2 separate regions of the Homo sapiens genome follow, and region 2 is linked to region 1. Evidence: chromatin contacts called from ENCODE POLR2A ChIA-PET data. All regions are on one chromosome and are shown on one strand. Each heading gives the region's core, a stretch centred on a gene start or an enhancer-like site at or near the end of the contact. The rest is flanking DNA. Distances are from core to core; before and after follow the strand shown. Region 1 holds the start of POU6F1 (POU class 6 homeobox 1). Region 2 holds the start of RASSF3 (Ras association domain family member 3).

Evidence for each region. ChIA-PET counts read pairs that join two places held with the same protein, here RNA polymerase II (POLR2A).
Region 2: POLR2A ChIA-PET joins it to region 1 with 11 read pairs in naive thymus-derived CD4-positive, alpha-beta T cell. The contact joins the promoter of RASSF3 here to the promoter of POU6F1 in region 1. POLR2A ChIA-PET finds 5 or more read pairs at or near these places in 2 of 52 experiments (OCI-LY7 and naive thymus-derived CD4-positive, alpha-beta T cell).

Annotation. Positions count from the first base shown.
Region 1 is chr12:51,215,706-51,222,333 of GRCh38, reverse strand. POU6F1 (POU class 6 homeobox 1) reads left to right here and starts at 4,272. Exons shown (of 11, transcript NM_001330422.2): 1 at 4,272-4,692. RefSeq lists silencers at 1,812-1,991, 4,099-4,248, 4,449-4,608, 4,839-5,098 and an enhancer at 3,889-3,948.
Region 2 is chr12:64,606,941-64,613,568 of GRCh38, reverse strand. It overlaps RASSF3 (Ras association domain family member 3), which reads right to left and starts at 3,074. Exons shown (of 5, transcript NM_178169.4): 1 at 2,826-3,074. The coding sequence starts at 2,936. It overlaps RASSF3-DT (RASSF3 divergent transcript), which reads left to right and starts at 4,103. Exons shown (of 2, transcript NR_187549.1): 1 at 4,103-4,224. RefSeq lists silencers at 2,545-2,614, 2,825-3,344, 3,505-3,574 and enhancers at 4,205-4,264, 4,485-4,534.

The sequences.
Region 1 (6,628 bases), core at 3,023-5,522:
AGGTGGATCACCTGAGGTCAGGAGTTCAAAACCAGCCTGGCCAACATGGTGAAGACTCATCTCTACTAAAAATACAAAAATTAGCCGGGCATCGTGGTGCATGCCCGTAATCCTAGCTACTCGAGAGGCTGAGACAGGAGAATAGCTTGAACCCGGGAAGTGGAGGTTGCAGTGAGCCAAGGTCTCATCACTGCACTCCAGCCTGGGTGACAGAGCAAGACTCTGTCTCAAAAAAAAGTAAAATTTTAAAATAAAAATAATAAAATATTAGGCCAGGCGTGGCGGCTCACACCTGTAATCCTAGCAATTTGGGAGGTGGAGGCAGGCGGATCACCTGATGTCAGAAGTTTGACATCAGCCTGGCCAACATGGTGAAACCCTGTCTCTACTAAAAATACAAAAATTAGCTGGGCACGGTGGCACATGCCTGCAATCCCAGCTACTTGGGAGGCTGAGGCAGGAGAATCGCTTGAACCCAGGAGGCAGAGGTTGCAGTGAGTGGAGATCGTGCCACTGCACTCCATCCTGGGCTAAAGAGTGAGACTCTGTCTCAACAACAACAACAACAAAAGCCAGGTGCGGTCTTTGGCATGCCCAGGCAAAAAAAGAAAAAAAAATTTTTTAAGTAATATACTTTGTTTTTTGTTTTTGAGACGGAGTCTCACTCTGTCACTGAGGCTGGAGTGCAGTGGCACCGTGTCGGCTCACTGTAACCTCCGTCTCCTGGGTTCAAGCAATTCTCCTGCCTCAGCCTCCCGAGTAGCTGGGATTACAGGAGCCCACCACCACGCCCGGCTAGTTTTTATATTTTTAGTAGAGACGGGGTTTCACCATGTTGGCCAGGCTGCTCTCGAACTCCTGACCTCAGGCGATCCACCCGCCTCAGCCTCCCAAAGTGCTGGGATTATAGGCATGAGCCACAGCGCCCAGCCAAAAAGTAATAAACTTTCATTGCAAGAAGACTACCAATACCACATACTGGTGAGGATGTAAAACAATTAGAACTCTCTCATGCATTGCTGATAAAGATATAAATTGGTTCAAACACTATAGAAAACTATTTAGCAGTATGGACAAAAGCTAAATAAAATAGAATAGCTATTCTACTCCTCAGTATTTACCTGGAAGAAATAAGTGCATATGTTCACCAAAATACTTGTACAAGAATGCTCATAGCAGTTTTATTCCTAAGAGGCCCAAACAACAAGCAAATGCCCATCAATAATGGAATGGATAAATTGTAGTATAATTATGCAATGGAATACTACACAGCAATAAAAAATACTTCTACATTCAACAACATGGATGAATCTCAAAAACATATATTGAGGCCGGGTGTGGTGGCCGACACCTGTAATCCCAGCACTTTGGGAGGCCGAGGAGGGCGGATGACTTGAGGTCAGGAGTTCGAGACCAGCCTGGCCAACATGGTGAAACCCTGTGTCTACCAAAAGTATAAAAAATTAGCTGGGAGCGTGGTGGCTCATGCCTGTAATCCCAGCACTTTAGGAGGCTGAGGTGGGCGGATCATGAGGTCAGGAGTTCAAGACCAGCCTGACCAACATGGTGAAACCCCATCTCTACTAAAAATACAAAAATTAGCCGGGCATGGTGGCGTGTGCTTGTAATCCCAGCTACTCAGGAGGCTGAGGCAGGAGAATCACTCGAACCTAGGAGGTGGAGGTTGCAGTGAGCTGAGATCACACCATTGCACTCCAGCCTGGGCGACAGAGCGAGACTCCATCTCGAAAAAAAAAAGAAAAAAAAAATTAGCTGGGCGTGATGGCACGCACCTGCAGTCCCAGCTACTTGGGAGGCTGAGGCAGGAGAACCACTTGAACCCGAGAGGCGGAGGTTGCAGTGAGCCGAGATCACACCACTGCACTCCAGCCTGGGCGACAGAGCAAGACTCCGTCTCAAAAAAAAAAATTTTGTTGAGTGACAGAAGCCAAACACAAAAGATTGCATATTGTCTGATTCCATTTATGAGAAGTTCAAGAATCAGCTCAAGTAATCAATCTATGGTGACAGAAATCAGAATAATGGTTACTTTGGGAATTTATGGCCGGTGAAGGTACATAAGGGAATCCTCAGGTCTTGGAAAGGCTCTATATCTTGTTTTGGGTGGGGATTACATGGATATATATATGTGTGTGAGTATATACATGTATATATAGACATGTATATATGTATACACGTATCTATACACGTGTATATATGTATACACACACACGTACATATGTATACACACACATACACGTACATATGTACACACACATATACACGTACATATGTATACACACATATACACGTACATATGTATACACACATATACACGTACATATGTATACACACATACACGTACATATGTATACACACACATACACGTACATATGTATACACACACATACATACACGTACATATGTATACACACATACATACACGTACATATGTATACACACATACATACACGTACATATGTATATACATGTAAAAATTTATCAAGGTATACACATACTGTGTACATGTTATGCCCCAATAAACACAGAAACAAAAAGTAATATATGCTCATCAAATATTTAAGCAATGCAGAAGTGTATACAACATAAAGAAAACCGTGATTAACATTTTTATGTATGTCTCCCTGAACTCCTCTGATCACATCCATATTTCTTTCTTCAAACTGTCGCTGATATCCATGCTATCCAAAGCCTTTGATCTATGTGTAGCACCAAACCAAGTGACATAAATGAAAAGTTTCAACCTTCATGTGACAAAGTTCAGCAGCAATACTGAGCCCCTCCTTCACATAAAGAGTAGTGGGAAATACAAACATGAGTAAGTCACAACCAGTGCTCTCAAAGAATTCACAGTCCAGGGAGAGAAACTACAGGGACTACCGGCCAAACAAAAACCCCAAGAACTGTAATATCAAGCCACGCAGTAGAGTTTCACAGGGCCATTAAAACGAGTTCAAACTATTGTACAAGGAATGACACCTTACAGTTGTATAGAGCTTGCAGCTTTCAGTTTTTTCACATACAGGCTCACAAACTTAACCCTATGAAGTAGTCATTATAAATGTCATTATAAATATTATCCTTGTTTTATAAGTAATGAAGAAGTTAAATTACTTGCCTGGACGGCTAGTGGAAGAGTTGGGACTAAAACCTAAGTATTCTGACTCCTAATACATTGGTTACTCATAAATCCGCCGCCAGCAGTACCTGCTCACTTCCAGATGGAAACAGCAAGCTGATAACAGCCTAGTCCACTGGCCAGGTTAACGACGAGGCCGGGCCATTCAATGCCCTTCCACCACGAGGCCTTACGGAGCAGTCCCGGGGAGGACTGAGGCCTCCAACTGCATTCTCACACTGCCTCTAACCCATCTACCTCTAGCTATCCTCAGACCACCAAATATCGGGAGAGGGTGGGAGGGGGAACAGCCTAGGATGACAGCAGGTGGCCTCAGTATTGGGATCCACATTCACTGGATTTACAGAGCCTCCTTCCTTCCCAGTTCTTCTCTCCATTCCCACGCTTCCACTTTGGTCTTCCAACTTTTTCCTCTTTCAGTTGTCCACCACTTCTCCAATCTGCTTTCCCTCAGCCACCCACATCCACCCCTTTTCTGGTCCCCTCTCTACCTTAAGAAGCTGCTAGAGGTTTTTCACCATTCCACTGAACTTTGTCTTTCTGTTCACATTTCCTTGTCTACTTGGACAAGAAGGCCGGAAATCTGCTTTTAGACAACACAGCCCACGGCCGCCACCGGGTGAGAGACCTGGGACCCTTCGCTGCTTTGGCGCTGGGGCACAGCTGTTCAGAGGTTCTCCACGTTGGCTGAGCGATGTCTGAGTTCCCCCGCCTTTCTAGGGAGGGAGGGATAGACATAAACTTGACTTTCAACATTGAGGACAGTTGACTACCTAGAGGAAAGGCGGTGGCCGGGAGTCACCGCCCCAACCCTCAGCTGAAGGCCATGTGGCATGGAGGGTCCGGACTCCAGCTCCTACTCTGGCACCTTCCGAAATGAAACCACCTCCGCGGCACCTCGGAGGGGCTGAGTAACCAGACCCACTGACCGTCCATCCCTGTCCCGGGAGAGAGCCTCCGGGACCTCCCGCTCGGCCAGGGCCAGAGGGTCCCCTCCCCACCCCCACCCCTCGCTCCTGGCTCCCGTGCTCCCCTCCCTTCCCTGACCGCCCTCCCAGCCCGCCGCCCCCGGCGGCTGGCGCGGGCGGTGCAGCATGCGGCAAAGCTCTTTGCATAAATTATGCTCATGACGCAGCAGCTAAAAAAATCCAAGTAGCAGAAGGAGGGAAAAAAGGGGGGGAGGGAAAAGGGGGGGGTCGTGGAAGGGGGAACGAAGAAAAATATATACCTGACCGCCCCCCCACCCGGCTTCCCCTTCCCGCTTCCCGGCCGTCCCCTCTCCGCCCGGCTTAGCCTGCGGAGCCCCCTTCGGCTCTGCCCAGCCCAGGCTGGGGGCCTGGGGGCGGCGGCGGGTCCCGACCAGCTCCCGGGCCGAGCCGAGCCCAGCCAAGCCGCACTGGCTTCTTTGTCTGCGGGCGGCGGCCGCCGTGGCCCCGGCCCCGGCCCCGGCCCCCTGGCCCGGGCTGTGAGATGAATCTCTAATCGGTGGCCGCCAGACACCCGCGGCGAAGGCGGCTCGGGCTCGGGCTCCGGTAAGTAGCGGGGTCCGGGGCGGGGAGGGGTTTGCACGGAGGGGGAGGGGGCCGGGCAGGGGAGGTTTCGGGTTTGGTTAATATGCAATGCCCGTAATTAGCATAATTTATATATTTATGATAAAGAGAAAAAAAGCCGCGGGGCCGGGGCGGCGGGATGCTGGGCCGGGGCGGCGGGGAGCTGCGGGAGCGGGACAGCGCGCGGTTGCCCAGCTGGGGCTAGACACCCGGGGGCCGCGCCCTCGCCCGCCCGCGGGCCGCTCTGGACCTGGAGCGGAGGGGGCGGCCGCCAGGTGGACCCGGTGGGGAACCCCGACCTGGCCCCTCCCCGTTTCTGCCCCTGGAGCCCTTGTGGGGTGCGGACCACAGGGGACGCTCTGTACACAGAACCAGTGGCGACCAGAAGCGGATCCTTGCCTCTCTGGAGAACACGGACGCCTGGGTTCCCGGCGGTTAGGGCCAGCTGGGGCGGCCAGGGTGACCTGTCACGGTTCTCCCGAATGAACAAACTCCGGGACGACCGGTGGGACCCGGGGGTAGGGACCCAGGCGTTGCTGGAAGGGTGGGTCAGTGATGGGAGGGCCACCTTCTAGCAGAGCATGAGCACTTCATAAATATTTAATATCGATATTATTATTAATAAATAGTCATAATAATGGGCCCGATGCAGGCTCCCTGGGCAGGCTCACCTGGCAAGGCCAAGGGAGCTCCCAGCATACCCTCTAACCTCCACTTTCGCGGCAGAATACCCCACTCAGCCCGACTGGAAGCCTAAAACCTTCACAGAATAGCCTCTGCGGCTGGGCAGGGGGAAATCAGAAGAGTTCGGGAAGCATTCCTGGGCCAAAGAAAAGAGGCTCTTTGCAGAGATTTTTAACCTCATCTGCCCTTCCCAAATTCCTTGTTCCAAAAGTAGAGGGCTGGTCTTCAATTGTTCATATACATGTGTCCCATGCCCCTTATTTAGCAATCTAAGGCAGCCACCATTGACTGGCAGAGGCCTTCTGAGGAATAATTCCATATATTCCATTTTCATTCAAGTCCTGGTCCTCAAAGTGATACTTCTGTGACCTGGTACTCCGCTTATCTGCTGTAGAACTTCATTTCTTCATTAGTTCAACAAAAATACCCACTCAGTGCCATGCTCTGAACAATTCAGACAAAACTTCTATCATGGAGTTTTTATTCTGGGGGTGGACAAGTAGATGCTAAACATTAAAACTAACAAGGTAATACCATAGAGTGATTGTGTGTCAGTGTGTGTGTATGTAGCCATTTATTCTGTTTTGTTCCTGGAAGTACTAGCTGGCAGTTAAGAAAAGTGACTCAGAAAAAATTTGCTCCTGTAAGGTTTTTCTGCATTTTGAAGGAACTTGGGATAAGCTCATATTCTTGTCCCCAAGATTTACTCACCATAAAATTATCAGAGTAATCTTTTACATTTTCTTTTTTTTGAGACAGAGTCTAGCTGATTTTTTTGTATCTTAGTAGAGATGGGGTTTCACCGTGTTGCCCAGGCTGGTCTCGAACTCCTTAGCTCAGGCAATCCAACCGTCTTGGCCTCCCAAAGTGCTGGGATTACAGGCGTGAGCCACCGTGCCTGGCCATCTTTTACATTTTTAAAATGCTTTATAATTTAAAACATTTTTATATGCATGCTTTACTTCAGTTCAAAATAATAGCAATGATAATAACAAACATATATATAGTGTTTGCTTCATGCTAGGCCCTGTTTTAAGTGCCTTCCATAAATATTATCAATTTAATCCTCACAATAACCCATGAGGTGGTTACTATAATTTGGTTCCATTTTGGATAAGGAAACGGAGGCTTATAGGGATTACCTCTAGTAGAAGCAGTACTCAAGCTGGGTCTTCTGCCTTTAAACCTGCCTTTGACCCCTCATGTCAAAATGAGGGTTCATGAGGCAGAAGAG
Region 2 (6,628 bases), core at 1,825-4,324, about 13 Mb before region 1:
TAAGGTTTTTGTTACTGTTGGGGATAGAAAGAAGTTGCACTATGTTCCCTTGCCTGGCAAGAGAAGAAAGAAATTTCCAGTCCACCCGCTCCCTCACCCCTTTCTCCCCATTCTGCATTTACCACAAACATCTTGTTTTCTCCGGATATTTTCAAGAAATCTAGAAACCTCATTTTTCTCACTTTTCCACCAGGTGGTACAGCATCCAAAAAAAAAAAAAATCACTGTATCTCTAATAGATCCTTCTAGCAATACCTCTCTTTCCATCTCTCTAGAGAAAGGATAAATTTCACTACTATGATGTATGTCAGAAGTGCTTATCTTATTCTTATAATCATCAGCATGAAAATGAAGAAAAAGGCTTATCTAACGTTAGATAAAAGGAACATTCTACATTAAGAGTGTTTTGCTTTATATTTATGATGTTTTACTTCCCTAATTCACCAATCTTACCAGGAATTTAAAACATTCATATCACTTCTTTAAATAAACCACAATGCTCACTAAAATTCGTAGTTTAGAACACTTTCTCTGCCTGGCAAATAACTTCTACAACTCAGCACCTTACATGTGTTATGTTAGAAGGGAAAAATATGCAGGCAATAAAGCTTCAAATACACATATGAAGCTCTTCAACCACGAACTATGTCTTCCTGTCCTGATTTCCAACACGATATTTCAAAATACATATTAATGTTAGACTAATTCTAAATGCTAAATAATACTACCCTGAGTATAATATATATGCTAGATGATACATAAATGATTGCATACAACATAGAAACAATAAATGTGCCGGGGGCGGTGGCTCACATCTGTAATCCCTGCACTTTGGGAGGCCAAGGCGGGCAGATTACCTGAGGCCAGGAGTTCGAGACCAGCCTGGCCAACATGGTTAAATCCCATCTCTACTAAAAATACAAAAATGAGCCAGATGTGGTGGTGCATGCCTGTAATCTCAGCTACTCGGGAAGCTGAGGCAAGGGAATCGCTTGAACCAGGGAAGCTGAGGTTGCAGTGAGATCACACGACTGCACTCCAGCCTGGGTAACACAGTGAGACTCCATCTCAAAAAAAAAAAAAAAAAAAGAAACGCTAAATGCATATAAACCTAGAAAAAAACTGATGTCTTTACTCTTTAAAGCACTAAAGGATTCTCATACAATTCAAACCTGAATAGTTTGGCCCTTGTGGCATCTCACCCCTGGAGAATCCAAGAACCAGCCAGTTTTCAGGAGATTAGCAGACACCTCTGGAATAAACTTCAAACTACCATGAGTTCCTTTTCATGTCAAGTGGTGAAAGCAACATAAATGAAAGGAGAAAATGCAAAACGGAGAAGGGGAAGAGAGAGGCCAAGAAAGAGAAAGCAAAAATGGAAAAAGCATAAGCAAATGCAATTTTTCTACAACCCAGGGAGGGTGGGCATGGGGGAGGAGAGGGCGTTTCCAACTTCCAAACTTCACAGCAATCTCATGCTCTCAGAACACACTCTGCTGAAAGTAAGAGATCCCACTCAAAGTGACTCGTAAATAGTGGGGCCTTAAGCCTTAGAAACAATACAAGACGGACAACTATGGCACCGGGACTTGAGATTAACTGCGGTTACTGAATAAGGGCACTTGACTTCAGCTTACCCTTCACCGTCTCCTCTCCTCCTCCTGGTTTGGGACTTAAGAGCCTGAAAAGACTAGAACTTCCGAATTTTAGAAAGAATTTTACTTCAGAAAGTGGCTAAACTTAAGAGGTCTGGCAAGACCACCCTGACAGATTGCACCCTCCCACATCCACCAAAAGAAGTTATCATCCGGCCCCTGAACGATTCTTCTTGCTTCTAGTCTCTAGGTCTCAGTCCGGTATTAATAGAAATGTTTGGCGAACGCCTGTTTTCTAAAAGCAACAAATTTGTGCCATTACAATCTTCTGTAATCTGATGTGAGCGTGGCCGGGTTGGCCCGGCTCCCCTGGTGCGGCTCCTAGTGCCAGGAGGCCGCGGGCTCTAGCACCGGGCTCCTCAGTCCAGCCGACGTGCCCCGTTTCGGGAAGGCCTCCCAAAAAACACGGCTACAGCTGGCGAAACTGGCACAAGTTCCCTTCCCATCTTTTCCCAACTCGTGCTTCCCACGGCATGCTGCCTCCAAAAAAGGAAGAAACCGGCGAAAAGGTTAGCTGTCGCTGGCTAGTATTTAGCATAGGAGCTTGTTTGCAAAACATCTGGGCACCAAAAAACCTAGCTTTACAGAAAACGCACAACCCTGAGTCCCGCAACGGAGATTTAGTGAGAGCCTATGGTGGCGAGGCCCACGGTGCCCTTGGACCCCCACTCCACCAGGTCGCCCGGGCCAGGAAGAGGGGAGGTCAGGTCACCCGGCCACCCCTAGCTATTACACGTTGACCCAAGCCACTCTGGGGGCCACAGATGAGTAAGCTGACTAACAGGAAGGACAGGCGCGCGAACCCGACCGTCGACCCAGCGGGGACGCGAAGGGGAAACCTGGGGGAGTGGCCCGGGGACGCCTGCTGGCTCCGGGGCTGCTCCCCGCAGGCGGCAGCCCGAGGCGGAGCTGCAGAGGCCATCTGGCGCGGAAGGCAGAAGCCGGCCCTCAGCCTCCCCGCCCTTCCTCCGCCTTCCCTCGCCTACACGCACAAGCTCCAGGCACGTTCCCGGGACCCGAAAAGGCAGAAGCCACTTCTCGGCCCGCTCCTCCTTCCCGGCGAGCATCCCCCGAGCGCCCCGCAGAGACACGTGGAGGCAGGGGGCGCGGGCTGGCGGGTTCCCCGGAACTCTGGGGCGCGGGCTGCAGCGCCCGCCGCGCGCCACTCACTTGTTGGCCGGAGCGGGGCTTGCCCTGGGGCGCTCTCCTGAAGAAGGAGGTCCTGGCGGTGAAGAAGAAGTCCTCGGCGTCCTCCTCCAGGCTGCTGTAGCCGCTGCTCATGCTGCCGGTCCCGTCGCGCGCGGGCGGCCTCCCCGGGGCGCAGGCGGCCAGGGAGGGGGTGCGGCGCCCGCCAGCCCCGCGAGGTTCCCGGCGCGCAGCCCCGGGCAGTCCTTATGCAGCTGCGGCCGCCGCTCAATCAGGCTCTCCCGGCCCCTCCTGCCGCCTCCCCGCCAGGCTCCAGGCGCGGCTCGGCCCCGGTGCGCCCGCGACCCCGCCTCCCTGGGCCCCGCCCCGGACGGGCGACCGGCCGAGCCCCACCCCGCGCGGCCGCGACCCTCCCCGCCCGCCCGCAGGTGGGGGGAGCCCGGCCCGCCCCTTCCAGGCGCGCGGGTTTCTCCCGACAGCGTCGCGGAACCCGGAAAGCCGGGCGCTAGGGCTGCGTCTGCTGGGGCTGTGCTCGGGTCGCTTCCTCAACCTCCCGGAAACTGCAAATTCCTCTGCGAGCCGTCCGCCCGCCCCCAGCCTCGCTGGCTCGAGTTTCGGAGAGGGCGGGAGCAGAGCGGGGAACTTTCTCTGCGTCCACTCCCTGCTCGCCCCCGCACCAGGGTCCTGTAGGGGTGGGTGGGGGTTGCCCGGCCGAGGGACCCCCCAGGTCCCACGGCTTCCTGCAGCCGCAACGCCCAGTCCTGAACCCCAGCAGCTCGCCCCTCCAGGAGGATTTCAAGTTGGCAGAGATGGGTGGGGAGGTCAAAAACTGGGTTGAGTTTATTCGAATGAAAACATCCTTTCTGGTCATTCATTTGAGCTTCGGTCTTACCCTTTTCCCCTTCTTTCTAGCGAGGGCTCACTTCCAAATAAGATCGTTATCTTAGGCGCACTCAGTGCAACTGAAAGGTGAACTAGTTCTATAGTTACAGAACAATCGAGTGCTTATCAATTAAATGTGCTTTGTAAATGTCCCCGCCACAATCAGCCTTCCACGGTCACCCACAAGGCATGGTTTAAGTGGTGGGGATAAGGAGATCAGGGAATTCCATCCATCCACGTACAAAAAAAGTTTCCATGTTTTCTAAAACTCTTCAGTCAGCTAATCCTCTTAAAGCCACCAGTGGGTAACAGTCTTTTACACCTTGGTGTTACTGCACTGATTTAAATAATACTAATTTCAAGATCTTGACTGAAAGGTTTTTTTGAAGCTGCAAGCCCTGCTATAGTTAGCGAGCTTCAGAAGAGGTTTCATTAGGAGGGGAAGAGAGACGTTAGAAAAGAGAAAATGTCCATCCATCATAGCCAAACTAGCCAAACTCTCTTACATTATCTCCTTCAATCCTCCGAGCAACTCTGCAAGGTACGTAGTGCTATTTTATGCCGGTTTTACACCTAGAGCAGCAGCTGAGGCTTAAAGAAAGGAAAGTGGCTGTAGGAGGCAGTACTCGGACCGTTCTGCTTTGCGTTCTGTTGATCTGAACGTGGTCACATACCCTACTGGGTTCTCTGCTTGGTATCGGTCAGCCGTGCTCTTTTGTGGACTACAGGAGGAAGAGTTGGACCCGAAATGACGGGAAGGAGAGAAGAATTGACTCATGAGTCATCCTACTGTCCCTAGGCTGAAAGAAGGCTTGCAAACCTGCTCCACCTTCGGGCTTACACATCCATCTTGTAAACTAGTATATATTACCCCACGTGATTCACAACAACTCCAGAAGGAGGGCCTTTGAGTTACAGCCCATTTTAAAGGTCCTACAACATTAAAGTCTTCTTCTCGGCCACACAGCTACTGAATGATAGGAAGCCAGGAATTCTAACTCCATATAGTTTCACCCAGCTTAAGCTGATCCGTGTGTGTGCCATGCACATAATCTAATGTAGGAGAATAGGGCTTTATGACAAATTTTTCTTATTTGGTTTCTCTTATTTCATTATTCAGATATAATATTAGCGCAGCTCTTATTAAATATTCCAAGGTAAGAATAATGTGTAGGTTAAGGGCTTAAATTACTCATTTTATTGTGGGTAGAAAGGGGAAAATAATTTTACCTAGAACAAGTTGAAGTTTATGAATACTTTGAGGAAAAATGCATTAAAATGCTTTATTGGCCGGGCGCGATGGCTCACGCCTGAGGAGGCAGAGGCGGGTGGATCACTTGAGGTCAGGAGTTGGAAACCAGCCTGGCCAACGTGGTGAAACCCCGCCTCTACTAAAACTACAAAAATTAGTTGGGCGTGGTAGCGTGCGCCAGCTACTCGGGAGGCTGAGGCAGGAGAATCGCTTGAACCCGGAGTGGCCTAGGTTGCAGTGACCCGAGGTGGCGCCATTGCACTCCAGTCTGGGCGACAAGAGCAAAACTTCGTCTCAATAAATAAATAAATAAACTTTATGATGCACCACACCATAAAAATGATTTTTTTCATTGTATTATTTTTAAGCTCCAAAGGACTGGATTAATTTGTATATCTGTCAGCATACCATCAGAATCAGTTATAATAAAAAGGCATGATTGAGTGGGGCACAGGGGGAAGCTGAGGTGGAGGATCACTTGAACTCAGGAGTTCCTATCCAGCCTGACCAACATAGTGAGACCTTTTCTCTAAAAAAAAATGATTTTTTTATAAAGGCATGATTAGGCCAGGCATGGTGGTTTACGCCTGTAATCCCAGCACTTTGGAAGGCCGAGGTGGGAGGATTGCTTGAAGCCAGGAGTTCAAGACCAGCCTGGGCAACAAAATGAGACCCTGTCTCTACAAAAACAAAAACAAAAAACAAAAAAAAATTAGCCAATGTGGTGTCACATGCTAGTGGTCCCAGCTACTCAGGAGGCTAGGTGGAAGGATCACTTGAGCCCAGAAGTTTGAGGCTGTAATGAACTATGATCTTACCACTGCACTCTAGCCTGGGTAACAGAGTAAGAGTCTGTCTCTTAAAAAAATAAATAAATAAAATAATTTTAAAAGCCATGATCAAATAATGAAATGGAAGCACTGCTTTTAAGCAACAAAAAAAACATAAATAAAGGAAAGGGCCGAGTGAGGTGGCTCACGCCTGTAATGCCAGCATTTTGGGAGGCTGAGGCCGGCAGATCACTTGAGGTCAGGAGTTCAAGACCAGCCTGACCAACATGGTGAAACCCCCATCTCTACTGAAAATATATAAAAAAATTAGCTGGGCATGATGGCACATGCCTGTTGTCCCAGCTATTCGGGAGGCTGAGGCAGGAGAGTCACCTGAGCCCTGGAGGCAGAGGTTGCAGTGAGCCAAGATCACGCCACTGCACTCTATCCTGGGCGACACAGGGAGACTCTGCCTCAGAAAATAAATAAATAAATAAATAAATAAAGGAAGGAAGAATTGTGATTTTGTTTCCTAAAAGCAGCATAATGATATTTGCATATTTTTCTGGTAGCTTTTTTTTTTTTTGAGACAGGGCCTCACTTTGTTGCTGGAGTGCAGTGGTGCCATGTTGGCTCACTGCAGCCTCGACTTCCCAAGCTCAAGCAATCCTCCCACCTCAGCCTCCCGAGTAGCTGGGACTACAGGCATATGCCACCAGGCCTGGCTAATTTTTATATTTTTTTTGTAGAGACAAGATCTCACTATGTTGCCCAGGCTGGTCTTGATGAACTCTTAGGCTCAAGTGATCCTCCCACCTCGGCCTCCAAAAAGGCTGGGATTACAGGTGTGAGCCACCATGCCTAGCCTGGTAGCATTTTTAATTAAAATATTGTGAATTTAAAATTTAGCTCATGAAAATTGT